Linked DNA regions of Homo sapiens: all the other regions are linked to region 1. Evidence: chromatin loops called from intact Hi-C (ENCODE). Cell type or tissue: ascending aorta. All regions are shown on one strand. Each heading gives the region's core, and the rest is flanking DNA. Links, peaks and the distances in the headings are about the cores only. Region 1 overlaps CACNB4 (calcium voltage-gated channel auxiliary subunit beta 4). Region 2 overlaps CACNB4 (calcium voltage-gated channel auxiliary subunit beta 4). Region 3 overlaps CACNB4 (calcium voltage-gated channel auxiliary subunit beta 4).

Evidence for each region. Peaks named below come from ENCODE experiments on the same cell type or tissue, not always from the same donor. Only the 100,000 strongest peaks of a DNase experiment are listed, where the experiment ranks them.
Region 2: a loop joins it to region 1, with 3 times the contacts of the local background. A loop is called at or near these places in 3 of 110 quality-filtered maps.
Region 3: a loop joins it to region 1, with 2.4 times the contacts of the local background. A loop is called at or near these places in 2 of 110 quality-filtered maps.

Annotation. Positions count from the first base shown.
Region 1 is chr2:151,944,101-151,950,019 of GRCh38, forward strand. The region is part of intron 2 of CACNB4 (calcium voltage-gated channel auxiliary subunit beta 4); the gene reads right to left. Among named protein-coding and RNA genes, the nearest start is that of ARL5A, 120 kb to the left of the region's middle. In ascending aorta, for the core only: a CTCF peak has its summit at 3,312; DNase peaks (open chromatin) are centred at 3,251 and 3,891; H3K4me3 peaks cover 1,481 bases; H3K27ac peaks cover 2,510 bases.
Region 2 is chr2:151,993,486-151,999,404 of GRCh38, forward strand. The region is part of intron 2 of CACNB4 (calcium voltage-gated channel auxiliary subunit beta 4); the gene reads right to left. Among named protein-coding and RNA genes, the nearest start is that of CACNB4, 100 kb to the right of the region's middle. RefSeq lists an enhancer at 5,623-5,702. In ascending aorta, for the core only: no CTCF peak of the experiment used is centred there; no DNase peak of the experiment used is centred there; H3K27ac peaks cover 2,658 bases.
Region 3 is chr2:151,879,534-151,885,452 of GRCh38, forward strand. CACNB4 (calcium voltage-gated channel auxiliary subunit beta 4) reads right to left here. Exons shown (of 14, transcript NM_000726.5): 3 at 3,718-3,837; 4 at 1,267-1,389. Among named protein-coding and RNA genes, the nearest start is that of ARL5A, 54 kb to the left of the region's middle. In ascending aorta, for the core only: no CTCF peak of the experiment used is centred there; no DNase peak of the experiment used is centred there; H3K27ac peaks cover 1,027 bases.

The DNA.
Region 1 (5,919 bases), core at 277-5,276:
TCACTATAGCTTCGAACACCTGGACTCATGTTATCCTCCTGCCTCAGTCTCCTAAGTAGCTGAGATGACACAACAAGCACACGCCACCACACCTGGCTAATTTTGTTTTTAACTTTTTTTGTAGAGATGGAGTTTCGCTTTGTTGCCCAGGCTTGTCTCAAATTCCTGGCCTCAAGTGATCCTCCCACCTCAGCCTCCCAAAGCGCTGGGATTACAGGCATAAGCCACCACGTCCGGCCTGGGATTGTACTTTCTAAAGTCCTTTACAGTGCTGAGCTCCTATGATGAGAAATACAGGAGAATACAGTAGACAGAAAAAATTAGTCTTGAGTTATTTGGGTCTGATCTGGAAGAAAAAGAGAGTATAGGTATTAAACAGGAGAGAGACATGATAAAAGTTACAACTGAAGGCCGGGTGTGGTGGCTTACACCTATAATCCCAGCACTTGAGGAGGCCAAGGCAGGCAGATCACCTGAGGTCAGGAGTTCGAGACCAGCCTGGCCAACATGGAGAAACTCCATCTCAACTTAAAATATAAAAATTAGCCAGGTGTCATGGCACACGCCTGTAATCCCAGATACTCAGGAGGGTGAGGCAGAAGAATTGCTTGAACCCGGCACACGGAGGTTGCAGTGAGCCAAGATCCTGCCACAGCACTCCAGGCTGGGTGACAGAGCAAGACTCTGTTTCAACAACAAAAAGTTACAACTGAAGACAGTTCTAGCAGAAACTGTCTTCTTGGAAAGAAGAGGAGGAGGAGGACTAGAACCCAGGAAGTCAAAAATGAGGCTGTAGCAGTAATCCAGTTGTGAGACAATAGGGTCTAGATTGGGCCAATATTAATAAGAATAGGAAGAAAATGGCATAATACATTAACATAACATAAAATGTCAGGATTTCCTCATTAGCTATTCACAGGAGATGGGGTAGGGGTGTAAGCTTCGCTTGCACTCTGGGTTTCTCTGTTCTCAGTAGAACTTCCAGTAAATATTGAACTTAGTCCCAATAAGTGACTGAGACACTCGGTGTCTCAATGTATTTGTTTGTTAAAATGATTTCCAAACAAACAAAAAGTTCATCAAAAGGAAAGCTATCTGGGATAGTGGAAAATACTCAGGTTTTGAAGATAGTTTTATCCCAGGACTACCTCTTGCACAGCAGCCTTACACACAGGTAGAACAGGCAGACTCCTGCCAACTTTAGAAATTCCAGAAATCCTCCTCTCCTGCCTGCACTTGCCCAGGGGTGTCTCTATTTCTGTTTCCTCATCTTAACAATGGGGATAGGCCGGGCATGATGGCTCATGCCTGTAATCCCAGCACTTTGAGAGGCTGAGGTGGGGACTGCTTGAGCCCGGGAGTTCAAGGTGGTGAAACCTTGTCTCTACAAAAATTATAAAGATTAGCTGGGTGTGGTGGTGTGTGCCATAGTCATAGCTACTCAGGAGGCTGAGGTGGGAGGATCACCTGGTCCCTGGAAGTAGAGGCTCCAGTGAGCTGTGATTGCACCACCACACTCCAGCCTAGGTGACAGAGTGAAACCCTGTTTCAAATAAATAAATTTAAATTTAAATTTAAAATGGCGATAATGTTAGTACATAGCCCGTAGGGTTGTTGAGAGGAACAAATGAGTTAATATATGTAAAGTAGCAATAGTACGCGCCTGTAGTCATAGCTACTTAGGAGGCGGGAGCTGAGCCCAGGAGTTCAAGGCTGCAGTGAGCTAAGATTATTGCACTTCAGCCTGTGTGATGGAGCAAGATGACCCTGTCTTTAAAAAAAAAAAAAAAAAAGAATTACATGTGTGTGTGCGCGTGTGTGTATATACAAAGAAGTTAGAACAGCACTGGCACAAAGCACTACATAAATGTTAGCTATTATTATTACTACTGCTGCTGCTACTATTGTTGTTGTTATTATTATTATTATAATAAAATGCCTCCCAAGGCCAGGTGCGGTGGCTCACGGCTGTAATCCTAGCACTTTGGGAGGCGAAGGCTGGTAGATCACATGAGGTCAGGAGTTCAAGACCAGCCTGGCCAACATGGCGAAACCCTGTCTCTACTAAAAATACAAAAATTAGCCAGGCATGGTGGTGGGTGGCTGTAATCCCAGCCACTCAGAAGGCTGAGGCAGGAGAATCACTTGAACCCGGGAGGTGGAGGTTGCAGTGAGCCAAGATTGCGCCATTGCACTCCAGCCCGGGCAACAAGAGTAAAACTCTGTCGCAAAAAAAAAAAAAGGCTCCCAATGAGGCTTCAGTGACCAACCTTCCTGGTTTGCCTGGGACTTCAGTGTTTCCCAGGACACAGGACAGTCCCAGGCAAACCCTGATGGCTAGTCACCCTAAGGGGCCTCAAAATCCTACATTACTCACTCCACTAAAGGTTGTTACTGAGATGCAAATGTTATCAGAAGGCTGTTGGATGCACTTTAAACCATTAGCATTCCTTAACAATATATAATGAGATCATCAATTTAGCAAAATTCTGAGAACGTGAGCCACATGACAGATACATTCTGATGGACAACCAGCAGAGAAAGATCAGAGCTTCAGGGTGTGTCCTGAGCACCCCAGGGCTCCAGCAGGGCACAAGGCACCTGGTACAATGGGGTGGAAAGCAGGGCCAGCATGTCCCATGGGGAGGAGAGAAAGAAAAAAGAAAACACCGTCCCAGGGATATAAGCTGTTTCTCTCTTATAATTTCATCAAATTTCATACAAATTTCAGTGATGAAATTTCATCAATACAATTTCATCAATCTCTTCAATAGATCCTTATGGAAGGAATATTATGACTCTGAAGGACGGTGATTCTGAGTCCTTTAGAAAACAAAATCTGAGTAAATTCTGGTGTCCTGTGCCATAAATCCTGGTGTGACATGTGCTCACAGCCTGAAATTTGATTTCAGTCCAATTCCCCAAGGAGAGACACCAGATGAAAAACATTCTGTGTATGGTCAATGTGAAAAAAAAGAGCAGTCCTCAGAAAAAGCAACCCCATGAAAAGAATGGATTAAACCGGATCCCCAGAAGGAGAGCCCTCCACAGCCTGCAGAAGGCACTTCATGGCTGGTAGCGTCATCCTGTAACACAGGGTCACCCAGGTGAAACAACAGGGATGGGGCTATGCAGGCAACAGAAGATGGAAAGAGAAGATGTCCAGGGCTTGCTTGCCTTTCAAGATCTGCTGTTCTGTAAACCTGCAAAACAGTGGTTCTGGAACTTAGGGGGCAAAGAAGAATCACGTGGGGTACTTATTAAATATACTGCTCCCTGCTGCCCCTAGCGGATTCTGAGTGGAGTTCTAGAAACTGCATTCCTAACCAGTTTCCCTAGGCAGGGGGAGTGGGGGACGGGATTCTATTGCAGAGTGGCCTGTGGACCACACTTTAAGAGTCGCTGCTATAAGAATTCCGCATCACACATAGAATAAGTAACTTCAGAAACAGGTCCCAAGTGGCCTGAGAATGTCTATGCACTTTTCAAAAGCGCTGCCAGAAACGTTTACTGCACGGCTCCCTTGGTAGGGAGAAGGTTCTTTCATTTGCAAAAAGCTGCGAGGTCGTCCGGGTCTGGCAGCAAGGCTTCTATTTGGGAATGGACACTGCCAGTTCCACTTGCCTCTTCTGAGACCACCCAGCACTTCCTGCAGGCACCTGCCCCGGAGCCCAGCAGAAAGAGAGATAAGATCAGATTTCACTCACTATTATGAGAATGTCTATTTGTTGGCTAATAAGTCCCTGGTTTATAAAAAACAAGCAGCAGTAGCTTAAAAAGGGAAGAGAAAGCAAACCAGAGTGCAGAAATGGCATACTGAGGAGTCTTGGCCGAGGCTGCCGGAGGTAGGCGAGGGCATTCTGGTGCTCCACTGAGGAGCTCAGGCCTTCAAGAAGCCAATGACTCACTTGGCGGCTTTCTTGGGCTTTCAGTTTTTGGCATGCATAAGGCAATGTGGGTATGGATGATAGTGTCATTGGTGTATTTATTGCATTTGGATTGGTTGCCTTAAAATCTCTCATGAGAAACTAGGAACAAACCGGGTGTCATTTTTTTCTTAGAGATCTACATTTAAAAAGCTCTCCTACCCCAAAGCCAGCATTTCCTAAATGAGCCTTGCAGTTTAGCTGCAATCAAAAGGCAGTGAGTGGCATCACTAGCAAAGGTGCAAATTATATAACCTGGAACAGGTAAGCAAAAGGCAGAAGACAGCCACTCCCACTACAGTCTTGAATGTCCCTTTCTGTGCTCTGACCTGAAGGTCCTAAAAACAGTCCAGACCAGGTGCAGTGGTTCATGCCTGTAATCCCAACACTTTGGAGGCCAAGGAGGGTGGATTGGTTGAGCCCAGGAGTTTGAGACCAGCCTGGGCAACACAGGGAGACTCCTGTCTCTATAAAAAATATAAAAATTAGCCAGGCATAGTGATGCATGCCTGTAGTCCCAGCTACTCAGGAAGCTGAGGTGGGAGAATCATCTGAGCCTAGCAAGTCCAGGCTGCAGTGAGCCAAGATCGTGCCACTGCACTCCAGCCTGGGCAACAGAGTGAGATCCTGTCAAAAAAAAAAAGAAAAAAAGTCTAAAATGACAGATGTAATGGAAGCAGCAGTTCCTGCCAAGTGCCCTGTACCCTTGGGTATTTTGAAACTACTAGTTCCCCTGCCCCTGGCCACAGTACAGAGTGTAAGTGGAATAAGGTGGGACTGGGAGGCATTCATTCCTGGGATTTAAGCCCTCCACTTCTCCAGCTTCTCTCCTCCACCCTTCTACTCTGCAAGCACACAGTTTAATGTAATAATTATGAGATCTAGAGAATAAATGGAATGATAGTACATTTGTTTAAAGGTAGATGTCATTGGTATCTACTTCCTGTCTTTCCCAGTTTCATTCATTCCCCTACCTCTTTCTGCTTGCTCTCTTTTTTGGTTTTTGGTCTTTTTCTTTGCCTGACCTGCTTTCTTCTTTCCTCTTCTTCTCTTCCTACCTTTTCTCCCTGACTTCCTCCTTCTTTGTCCCTTCCTCTTTCCTTCCATACTTTAATTCAATTAACACGTATGATACCTATTGCTTTCAAATAGGTATCAAAATAAATAGGTAACAAAAAAAAAAAAGTGCCATCCTGACCTAAGAGGACTGACACTCAGTTCAGTCAACAACTACTTTGTGAGTTTCTTTTTGCCAAGCAAGGCTGCAGGTATTTCAGACACATGATGGACTAAACAGAGTAAGCATCCCTGCCCTTACGGAGCCTAGTAAAAGATACAGAGAAGCAAACAAGGAGTTAAAGTGCAGAGGAAAGTACCAAAAGTTCAGACTAGGGAATTATGAGAGGCTTCTGGCAGGATGTGATGTTGAGTCAGGCCTTGAAGGAGATGGAACAGTTAGTTCGTAGCCAAAAGAAGACACATATGCAAAGGCAAGAAGGTATAAAACAGCATGGTCCGTTCAGGGACCTACCAAGTAGGTGATGTGGCTGATATGCAAGGATGGCTGTGAGAAAGAGGGAGAAGCCGAGGCTGAGGTCCTAGCAAGGGCCATGATGTCAAGGTCCTGATGTGCCAAGGAAAGGCATCTGCAATGGGTTCTGAAGGCCATGGAGGACTACTGAAGGGTTTCATATAGGTAAATAACATGATCAGATTTGCATTTTAAAGAGACAGTATTCTGGCCAGGTGCGGTAGCTCACACCTGTAATACTGGCACTTTGGGAGGCTGAGGCGGTGGATCACTTAAGGTCAGGAGTTCGAGACCAACATGGCCAACATGGAGAAACTCTGTTTCTACTAAAAATACAAAAATTAGCCTGGCATGGTGGCACGCGCCTGTAGCCCCAGCTACTTGGGAGGCTGAGGCAAGATAATCACTTGAACCCGGGAGGTGGAGGTTGCAGTGAGCTGAGATGGCATTCCAGCCTGGGCA
Region 2 (5,919 bases), core at 572-5,571, 50 kb after region 1:
GGCCAGGTAAGGAACCAGAAAAACAGGATAGTGCCAGAGACTACTTCTCTGAACACGGAGGCATAGGTTGGGGAGCACTTTTTTTTTTTTTTTTTTTGAGACGGAGTCTTGCTCTATCGCCCAGGCTGGAGTGCAGTAGCACAATCTTGGCCCACTGCAACCTCTGCCTCCCAGGTTCAAGCGATTCTCCTGCCTCAGCCTCCCGAGTAGCTGGGAGTACAGGTGTGTGCCACCACGCCGGGCTAATTTTTGTATTTTCAGTAGAGACGGGGTTTCACCATGTTGGTCAGGCTGGTCTCGAACTCCTGACCTTGTGATCCGCCCACCTCGGCCTCCCAAAGTGCTGGGATTACAGGCGTGAGCCACTGTGCCCAGCCGGGGACCACTTTTAAAGTTGAAAAAGTGGCCAGGCACAGTGGCTCATGCCTGTAATCCCAGCACTTTGGGAGGTCAAGGCAGGAGGATTGCTTGAGCCCAGGAGTTTGAGACCAGCCTGGATAACATGGCAAGACCCTATCTCTACAAAAAATTTAAAAATTAGCTGAGTATGGTGGTGTGTGCCTGTAGTCTCAGCTACTTGGGAGGCTGAGGTAGGAGAATTGCTTTAGCCCAGGAGTTTGAGGCTGCAGTGAGCTATGCTGGAATCACTACACTCCAGCCTAAGTAAGAGAGAAAGACTCTGTTTCTTAAAAAAAAACACCACCGAGGATTAAATTTTCCTGTCTGGAATCCAGAAAAAAAGGGTCCCTTTTCTTTTTTTTTCAGACACTGTCTCACTCTGTCGCCCAGGCTGGAGTGCAGTGGCATGATCATGCTTTACAAAGCGATTCTTCTGCCTCAGCCTCCCAAGTAGCTGGGATTAAAGGCGTGTGCCACCACACCCAGCTCATTTTGTATTTTTAGTAGAGACGGGGTTTCAGCATGTTGCCGGGCTGGTCTCAAACTCCTGGCCTCAAGTGATCTGCCCACCTTGGCCTCCCAAAGTGCTGAGATTACAGGCGTGAGCCACCATTCCCAGCCAAAAGGGTCCCCCCTTTTTTTTTTGAGGCACAGTCTCACTCTGTCGCCCAGGCTGGAGTGCAGTGGTACAATCTTGGCTCACTGCAACCTCCACCTCCTGGGTTCAAGCAATTCTCGTGCCTCAGCTTCCCAAGGAGCTGGGATTAGAGGCGCCTGTCCCTTTTCTACAGGCTGCCTCATAGGCTCCTTAAGCAAATATGACTGCCTGCCCCACCTACATCTAGGAGATACATCATTTAGGCCAGGTTTTCCTTTTAGCCTCCTGATTTCTATTAGCCTTGCAAATGCATTTTTCTTTTCTTTCTTTCTTTTTTTCTTTAGAGACAGAGTCTTGCCCATGCTGGTCTTGAACTCCTGGCCTCAAGTGATCCTTCTGCCTCAGCCTCCCAAAGTACTGAGATCACAAGTGTGAGCCACCATATCTAGCTGCCTTGTCAATTCTTGCAATAATTTTTGTTCCCAAGTGAAAATAGAAATTAAATTTAAACTTGAGGTCCAGTTTGATGCTGATCAAACAAGGAATTAAATAAATTTGCAGAAACTTTGGTTTTTACATCTCTCAGAAGTATATGCTCAACAAGACATATTCCAAATTATTACTGGCCTACTCAGTTGGCAAATATAAGTGCCAAAAAGGTTGCAAGCATAAATGCCAAAGTAACTGCCCCCTCCCCCCGCCCAAGGCTATCCCTTAGACACACACCAGGAGTGTTTTGGGTACTTTATATGACAAAAATAAAAATGTACCTCAAAAACACTCCCAGGCCATAACAATAAACCACAAGGCCAAAGTCATTACAAGGTAAAATGAGAAAACATCATGTGAATTTTTTGAGTGTAAGATTTATGGCTCACAGCCTTTCAGTCATGTGCTTAGCACAAAAAGAAGCAGAATACATTAGATTTAATAGGCATTAGCCAAAAAAATAAGGAAGTAAGTTCATACACAAAATGATTCAAAGCATAATATCACTTAACAGACATGCTTTATTAAAGTCTGTACCATCCTGGCTAACACAGTGAAACCCCGTCTCTACTAAAAATGCAAAAACAATTAGCCTGGCATGGTGGCGGGCACCTGTAGTCCCAGCTACTCGGGAGGCTGAGGCAGGAGAGTGGCGTGAACCCAGAAGGTGGAGCTTGCAGTGAGCCAAGATCACGCCACTGCACCCCAGCCTGGGTGACAAAGCGAGACTCCGTCTCAAAAATAAAATAAAATAAAATAAAGTCTGTCATTTAGAAGTCTGCAGAGCCTACCAACATTGCCTGGCAGTTGGGCCCTATGTTGGGAAACTACCTACCAGTACCTGGTAAAGCTATCAACTTCTCCTGAGACAAGGCAAACTGCTCTTTGGGCTGGTTTACTTCAATATTTACTCCAGCTCTCCAAATAGCTTTCATTCTCCTGAACTAGTGGAGGGCTGACCTTGCAAACAAGTTCAAAGCAGTTCAAAGTCTGCAAAGAGAAAATCTACTTTTAGATGAATGGTCGGAGCAAGTCCTTATGAAGAAGAAAGGCTGGCTTCTGTTTGTTGTTATTTTTCCTATATAAGTCTACAAACACCAGCACCAGACATGGTAATCCTTCAGACAATTCACTTGGATTCAAGAACGGTATTGCCCGTAATAGATACTAGTATGAAATTTTAAAAATCCATTTGCTTACAGGCTTCTCACTACTGGCTAGCTTGGAAACAAGTTGAATACAACCACAGCATTCATTTCTTTTACTCATTTATTGAATGAAGATCAAACACAGCAAAGTCAAGGCTTAACCTCTCCTGTGTGCTCATTTGGCTGTGAGTGTCAAGACCCTCATATACTGCTTAGACAACCAAAGATTAATAGAGTGAGACCCCCTCAAGAGTCACTGTGATTCAGAAGCTCAGAACAGAGAACTCATCGGGGCTGCAGTGAGCTGTGATCACGCTGCTGCACTCCAGCCTGGGCAACAGAGCAAGACCCTGTCTCTTAAAAAAAAAAAAAAAAAAGAATAGAGAACTCAGAAGCTCTTAGTCTTAATGCTATGTCAGCCCACAACTTGCCAAGTGACCTTACATAATCCTTCTGGCTTTCAGTTTTTTCCATTTTCAAACTGAAGAATGTGAGTGACTCAAAAATAAATAGCCCAATATCCCCTCCTGTCCCAAGGTTTTTACCTTTCTTTCCAATCTGGGCTGAGTAAACCTGCCATTCCTTTCCATGATTAAAGAAGGCAGAAACCTCAGAATATTTTTCTTATTTTCTGTCACTTGATTTCCTCCCTTTTGAATACCAGTTTCTAAAATCCTAGTGTCTTGCCCAGGAAACTAAAGAAAAGGAGGCAGAGATGGAGTCACAGAAATGTCATCACAGACAGACACAGGAAAGGCTCAAGAGAAGCTCCTGCTTTCAAACTGGCAGCTGTTACCTGTTGGTGTTTAAGAAAAAAAATAACACAAACCTAGTCCCTAGGGATGAGGTGTTCCAATGGTTGTATAAATATACATCACAGGGTATAAGGGCCAAGGGGTTTTTTCATTTCACTATGAAAATGTTAAGTAAATAAATACACCCTGTAGTGAGCTGAGTGATGACCCCACACCAAAAGATACATCTGCATTCAAATCCCTGGAACCTCTAAATGTGACCTCATTTGGAAAAAGGGTCTTTGCAAATTTAAGTTAAGGATGTTGCAATGAGATCATCCTGGATTACTTGAATGGGTCCTAAATCCAATGGCAAGTGTCCTTATAAGAGACAAAGGGGGCCAGGCGCAGTGGCTCACGCCTGTAATCCCAGCACTTTGGGAGGCTGAGGCAGGCGGATCACGAGGTCAGGAGATCGAGACCATCCTGGCCAACACGGTGAAACCCCGTCTCTACTAAAAATACAAAAAATTAGGCAGGCGTGGTGGCGGGCGCCTCTAGTCCCAGCTGCTCAGGAGGCTGAGGCAGGAGAATGGCGTGAACCCAGGAGGCAGAGCTTGCAGTGAGCTGAGATCGCGCCACTGCACTCCAGCCTGGGAGACAGAGTGAGACTCTGTCTCAAAAAAAAAGAGACGAAGGGGACAAAGGGGAGAAGACACAGAGGACAAGGTGACATGAAGATGAATGCTGAGATTGGAGTGATGTAACCATGAGCCAAGAAGTCACGGAATGCTAACGGCCACCAGACGCTGGAAGGTCAAGGAACGAAATTCTCCCCCAGAGCCTTCCAAGGAAGGCAACCCTGCTGACACCTTGATTTCCAACTTCTGACCCCTACAACTGTGAGAAAATAAATGTGTGCTATTTTACACCACCGGCTTTGTAGTACTTTGTTGCAGCAACCTCAGGAAACAAGTATGTCCTAAACCCAACCACAGTCAAATTCCTAAATTAATCCCTTTTTAATACATGATACTATCTTTTTCACTTTCGTGGGAGCCATCATTTCAGAATATTTCTCAATGTTTTTCAGCCTCATTACTCTATTACACTGGCACAAATTTATCTACAGATCCCGAAGTCTACTCTACCTTCCAGAAATGAATGTTTATCAAAAAGTTGAAATAGGCTGGGCATGGTGGCTCATGTCTGTAATCCCAGCACTTTGGGAGGCCAAGGTGGGGGGATCGCCTGAGGTCAGGAGTTCAAGACCAGCCTGGCCAACATGGTGAACCCCTGTCTCTACTAAAAATACAAAAAAATTAGCTGGGCATGGTGTTGCACACCTGTAGTCCCAGCTACTCAGGAGGCTCAGACAAGAGAATCGCTTGAACTCAGGAGGCGTAGGTTGTGGTGAGTGGAGATGGTGCCACTGCAATCCAGCCTGGGCAACTCCATCTCCAAAAAAAAAAAAAAAAAAAAAAAAAAAAGTTGAAATTAAGTAAATTATGTAAACTGGAAAATATGCGATAAGTAGAAAGAGAATATCATCTGAGGTAGCAAAACCCAGTTTTGGTTCCTTACTCTGCTACATGTTACCTGAATGAACTTGATCAAGTCCCTGAACTTCCTTAACTTCTCAGAACCTCAGCTGTCTTATTGGTAAAATGAAACCATAAGTGCCATTTGCCTCACAAGATTGTTATGAGGCTCAGATGAAAGATGTGGAAATGATAAGGCCTGTACAGAAATCCACGGTGCTTATTATCCTTCCTCTCAGTATTCTGTCTCCCCTCCACGGGGGCACTAAGTCCATCTAGCAGGACCAGCAATGCATACAGCCAATAATAGGCTGGTCATCCCACATCTGCATCATTGGAATGCTGTATTCAGCACACCCCCCAGAAAATCTATTTTCACAGTGAGCCTCTCCCCTGCGTTCGAGGGCTGTCTACCCTAGTCTATGAGAATAGGGACATCGGTGGGCAGCCAGGTCTCCCAATGGATGTCTGAGCAGTGAGCAAGAGGGTGACCCACCTCTCCACCAAAGTGTGAAAAGCTTTCCCCTGGAGCTTGGTGAGCTTCACCCTCACGAAGATGCAAAAGTACCTTCTGCTTCTCTGTCACCTTGGTGCCAATGTAGGGACTCACACCCCGGGGCTGAGCCTGAATTTTATTTGGAGAACAGTTCTTGCAGCTTTAGCCTGAGAACAAATGCGGCTGTCAGCTGCTTGGCATAAGGAATCAGTAGGAACAGGGTGTCTTTTAATTAATTATCCAGACAATCAATCACTCACTCCATGGCCTACTCATGACCTCCACTAGATGGCGCAGGTGGTGCTTCTTCCCAGCTCCAGCCCAGAACGGTGCTCCCCTTGGACAGTTCATGTCCGCCCCCTCTGGGTTTTTTGCTCTATCTTTTAAAATCCAGTCCCCAGTCCCATCTGCTGGTACCTTCGGGACAATCCTCAGAATTTCTTTCCAGTTGATGGTACCTTATTCTGTCTGCCCGCCCTGTTATGGTTTTTTTTTTTTCTTCTTATACCCTTTG
Region 3 (5,919 bases), core at 398-5,397, 64 kb before region 1:
TGATTATAGAAATGTATTCATTTGTGTTGATGTTCTGGGAACTTGTGCCAGCTCTCTACAGAGGTCACCTCGGTGTTGTTCCAACCCTTCTCTATTTGGATTTCCCTAAAATGATTAGCACTTTCTATATCAAAGATGTTTTCTTATCTGATAATTTCAAGACATGAAAACAAGAGGCTCTGGTCCACATAAGATTACCAGCTCAATGTCACATCAAACTGCCAGACTGAAGAGAAAATCACTGATCAACAAGCACATAGCTCAAACAGCAGCCAGGACAAATTGAGACCTTGATACAATGCAGGAAAGCAATCAAATACAAGGTTGGAATGTTGGTGTGAGTGAGTGTGCATGTCACATGTAAGAACATCTCTTACCTTTTCAAGTGGTGCTTCTCCTTGGACACAGTGGGTATTAGCAACTAATGAATATGGCTTGGGCATTTTTGATGGAAATGGTGAGACATAATCAACTTAACCATTCAGATGCCAGGGCACATGTTTCAGGTCAAGAGTTCTTGTCTTCTAGACAAATGTAGACATCCTCACCTCATATACCATCAAGAAAGTAGAGGCCATGGTTGAAGTTGATGGGTCCTCAGTTTCCTATTCCCAAGGCCCTGAAGTGTCTGTGCCTGCACTCATCTTTTCCCTGCATGTCACAATGAATTAGCATTCTTCTTTCTATCAAAGGTCTGTCCCTCCACTAGGGGTCTTGGATCCCACCCTTCTTGGCTACTCAAACACTTTACCCTTTTGCCTTTCTGTTTCCCAGAGCCCTCTGCCCTTTTCTTAGCTGTAAATCTTTCTTTGAATGATTATACACTCTAGTGTTGGTTCCATAGTCAAGGTGCACAGCACTATAGTCTACATGTCTATAATTACAACATCCCCTGTAAACAGTCCCTTCTGGGTAGGTGCCATGACACCAAACTTACATTTTCCAAAGTTGGATCCATATATTTATGGCTCTGCAGTCACAGAAGGGGATTTAAAGGTGCCCAGAGGACCATAGAGGTCTGTCAGAAATCTATGCTATAATTTTAAGGTTGACTGTGATTTAATGTTGTCAGTGTGTGATAATGCAAGCAATGATCTCAGACTTCTCAATCTTAATGAGAATGACTAGATTTGGGAGGCTCAGCAAATTAAATCATGTACTGCACTGGCAGCTCCTTGGGTCTCCTCTCTGGCTAGTTTGGCTCAGAGCTGATTCCTGGCTTCAGCTTTTTGGCAGGTGAAGGGATGCAGTATGTTCTACATTTACCTCTTTAATATGTAGAAAGTCTTTAGCATCAAAGGAGATAGCTGTGCTTGGAACAGGCACATCCTCGTCCAGGGCGCCGCAGTAGCTCACATTTGTCTTCACGGCAAATGCTACAGGTTTGGACTAGGGACAGAACCATGGAATAAGGAATGAGGAAGGGAGGAGAGAGGAGCATTTTTCATATTGAAACTCTGATAGTACCAGGTAGTGAGAAATAACTTTCCAAAGAGGGATCTCAAATGAGTTTTACATTCTCAAGCAATATCAAGAAACCTGCAGAGATGACTCTGAAAATGATTGGTCCTATCAGCCCAACCATTTTTCCTTTCCTGCAATACTTTCCAATATTCCAAATTTTAAAATGTGCTCTAAAGTATTAAGAGGGATAGACAAAGGCAGGGGAGGACAGTCTCTTCTCTAATCTTAAAATCTGTGTTTATTTTAAATGATAACCAATAGCTTCTTAACTTGGAATACAGGAAATGTGTGCAAGGTCTTTTTAAAAAGAAAAAAAAAAAGGTGGGAAGAGGATAAAATAGTATTTTTTAAATAGTCCAGATCTGAAAACGTGTGGGATTCTATACAACAGAATATCTGGTCCTGCCGGGGAAAAGAAGGGTTAGTCAGCGTCAAAGCTGATGGGCAGGGCTCTTCACAGATCACCTTCTCTCTAGCTAACGAAGCTGGTTTTGAAACTCTTTTTACACAAATGCCTCTCAGCAAAGTGCTCTCAGGCTGGCACAGCACTGTGGGGACACGTAAACCACCAGCCTAAGCAAACGGTGCTGCCACCCAAATTCGGGTGACCACACTGGTCACAAAACAGATTCTGAAAGAAAATTTTGTAACAAAAATTAGCCACAGTGAGACACAAGATTCCTGATATTCTGAGCTGCTTTGTTACCAGCTTATGTATTTGTGCTGGGAATCTGACTGGGGAACAGCAGTTAAGGCTGAAACCTCACTGATGTCCCTTCACATGTACTGCAAGAAAAGCCCCTTCCACCAACAGAGTACAGACATCATAGGTGTTGAGGCAAATGAAGACACCTAATTTGACTGCATCATTCTCCTCCCATCTTTTTTTTTTTTTTTTTTTGAGACGGAGTCTCACCCTGTTGCCCAGGCTGGAATGCAATGGTGTGATCTCGGCTGACTGCAACCTCTGCCTCCTGGGTTCAAGTGATTCTCTTGCCTCTGCCTCCCGAGTAGCTGGGATTACAGGTGCACACCACCACGCCCAGCTATTTTTTGTATATTTAGTAGAGGTGGGGTTTCACCATGTTGGCCAGGCTGGTCTCTAACTCCTGACCTCATGATCTGCCCGCCTCGGCCTCCCAAAGTGCTGGGATTACAGGCGTAAGCCACTGCACCGGCCCCTCTTTTTTTTTTTTTTTTTTTTTTTTTTTGGTAGGGTTTTGCTCTGTTGCCCAGGCTGGAGTGCACTGGTGTGATCTCAGTTCACTGCAGCCTTTATTTCCTGGGCCTAGGTGATCCTCCTACCTTAGCTTCCCAAGTAGCTGGAATTACAGATGTGAGCCACCATGCACAGCCTCTCACCTCTAAATATTTTACAATAAAAATAGAAAAGGGAAGGAATTCACTTTATTTGGGCTTCTGTTTTTTCTTCTTCTAAAAATCAGAAGACTGAACCAATATACCTTAGGAGTCTGTCACGTAGGGCAAAGAGGACAGGCCGGCCATGACCTTGTCTTGTATTTTGCTATTGTGCATAAAATTTCATTGGACAAAAAGGGTCGTGCTTCAAAAAATCAAAAAGCAAACAAACAAACAAAACAAAGTTGGAAGCACATGGAATGGGAGATCCCTAGTGACTCTTCTGGTTCTAACTTTCAACCATGCAGTTGGCTCCTTGCTGCTTCCTGTGGATGCAGCGATTTCTATGGAGGCCTCTTCTTGTGGAATATCTGAAGGTCTATTTTGGCAATGGCCTTTATTGCTTGTCTTTGCTGCACTTCTCAGAGTTGTTCAAAGTCCTGAACTTCACACTGAACTTGAGGTGGGATACTGAAAGCGAGAGAGAAGAGTAGAGAAACAAACAGGGCGATCCACAGAACAACAGCACACGTGTGGCCTGTAATAAAGGCTGAAGTAATGGATGAGGAGGGGCCAGGAATAGGCAGGGCCAGCTGGTGCCTGGGGGGCTGTCTGCCAACACTGGGCATGGGAGGTTTGATATTGCTAAGTTGGAAGACGACCAATAATTCACCACCAAACCAAATACAAAAAGGTGAAGGTTCTGAGGAAATGCCTCTTTGGAGATGTTACTAACCTCACTTAGAGGTGAAAGGATCAGAGAGCTTCCCAATCTGGAGCCTTGTTAGAATAATCACAAAATGATTATTCCAGAAATGTGAGGTAAGGGAAGAGCAGCTGGTAGCCACTGAGCAACGACCCACTTTTGAGCCAAAGAGAAGGAAAGAGACTCACCTTTGCTCTCTCAAGCTGGATAGCTGCTTGCTGTTCTCTCTCCTGTCGAATTGCTTCCCGGTCCTCTTCCAAAGAGACATCGGAGTCAGACGGCCTGCTTGTGTAGGAATCCGCTGAACCCTGGCAAAGAAAATAGAATAGTTTCAGATGATGTGTAGCTTCTTAAATTGTCACATCCATAACAGTATCCTGGGGCGAGTTCTTTTTCATTTGCCTAAAATTTGATGCACACACTCCATGCCTTATTGCAGATATAAATTTAGATGGCAGAATATAGTTAAGCATCTGAGTTATTCGGAAAGTAGCAATGTTGTGAAGAAAAATATTTTGACTAGATTAAGTGCTAGGAAGTAAACTGCAATGAAAATTATGTGATACTCAGCACCAATTCTTCTTGTTTTGTGCTATATTAAGCCCATATCACTTGTGAAACGTTAGTTTTCATCCATCTTCTCTTTTGCATATACATCTAAAGGAAAAAGAGACTCAGCTTATTACAAAAGATAAATCCTACCTGTATTTGGGCTATGGGTCATCTATTTGTCTAAGATTTCAATATAGTAAAGCATCATCTTACATTAGTAAAATGATTTTCCAGTTTCAATGTCAACACTATTGAACTCTTTCACTACTAAAACTTCAATCATTGTCCTGCAGCAGCCCAGACGTGGTCAACAAGAACACTGAGCAGAAAAACAACCTTGAGGATGAAAACAGGGATGTTCTCAGTTGAAGCCCACACTAGAAGAGCTATTTAAACAGCACTGAAGGCTGGGCACGGTGGCTCACGCCTGTAATCCCAGCACTTTGGGAGGCCAAGGTGGGTGGATCACCAGGTCAGGAGTTTGAGACCAGCCTGGCTGACATGGTGAAACCCCATCTCTACTAAAAATACAAAAATTAGCCGGGCATGGTGGGGGGCGCCTGTAATCCCAGCTACTCGGGAGGCTGAGGCAGGAGAATCGTTTGAACCCGGGAGGCAGAGGTTGCAGTGAGCCGAGATGGCACCATTGCACTCCAGCCTGGATGACACAGCAAGACTCCATCTCAAAAAAAAAATAAAATAAAATAAAAATAAAAAAATTAAAAAAGGCCAGGCGCAGTGGCTCACGCCTGTAATCTCAGCACTTTGGGAGGCCGAGGTGGGAGGATCACGAGGTCAGGAGTTCGACACCAGCCTGGCTAACATGGTGAAATCCCGTCTCTACTAAAAATACAAAAAAAAAAAAAAAAATTAGCCAGGCGTGGTGGCGGGCGCCTGTAGTCCCCAGCTACTCAGGAGGCTGAGGCAGGAGAATGGCGTGAACCCCGGAGGCGGAGCTTGCAGTGAGCTGAGATTGCACCACTGCACTCCAGCCTGGGCGACACAGCGAGACTCCGTCTCAAAAAAAAAAAAAAAAAAAAAAAAAGTTCTGAAATCCAGTCTGACTGATGTGGCGAAGTTAAAAAGTCAACCCCTTCCTTGCCTCCCCCACCGCAAAAAACCCTGGAGGTTTGTCTTATGGCTGCTACAGGAACATCATCCTTACAGTTTCCTTAAGCTGGCATTAAAAGTTGATATTTGCATAGATGGTAACATTTACACAGCAGAGGTATTGGGAGGACTGGTGTATTTGATTATGTTTCATAAATCATGCACAGGTTTTGAAAAACATAGACCTATCCATATAGCTGAGAATCTGCTGTCCACTGAGTGGGGGAAAAAGCTTTAAGAAATAGTTGACTGCTGAATCTGGTCCTTTGAAAGTTTTTCTACATGTAGAAATGTTGACTTGTGAATTTGTTGCCTTTAAGGGCAACTTTGTCTCTCAGTAGAGGCCATCATTCTAGCAAGGGTAGCATAGATTTTCCTGGCAGCCTAGAACAAGAACTCCTGGTTAGCGGTTTTATCAGAGTGCCCAGTCAAGTCCTGGTTCTAAATTTTGCCTCTGCAACATACTGCAGAAAACTTTATAGAAGTTACTGGACCACTCTGAGACAGTCTTCTTGTCTATTAAAGAGGGACAGTGCCTACTTCACAGGATTAAATGGAACAAGATATAATGAGCAGTAATATTTACTGAGTTCTTGCTATCACACCAGCATGGGCTAGATGTTTTGGACACTTTATCTCACTGAATCCTTGCAGCAGTGGGAAGGCTGAGACTCAAACTCAGGTAGTTCAGCCTTAGAGCCAGCAGATTCACATCCCACACTGAGCTG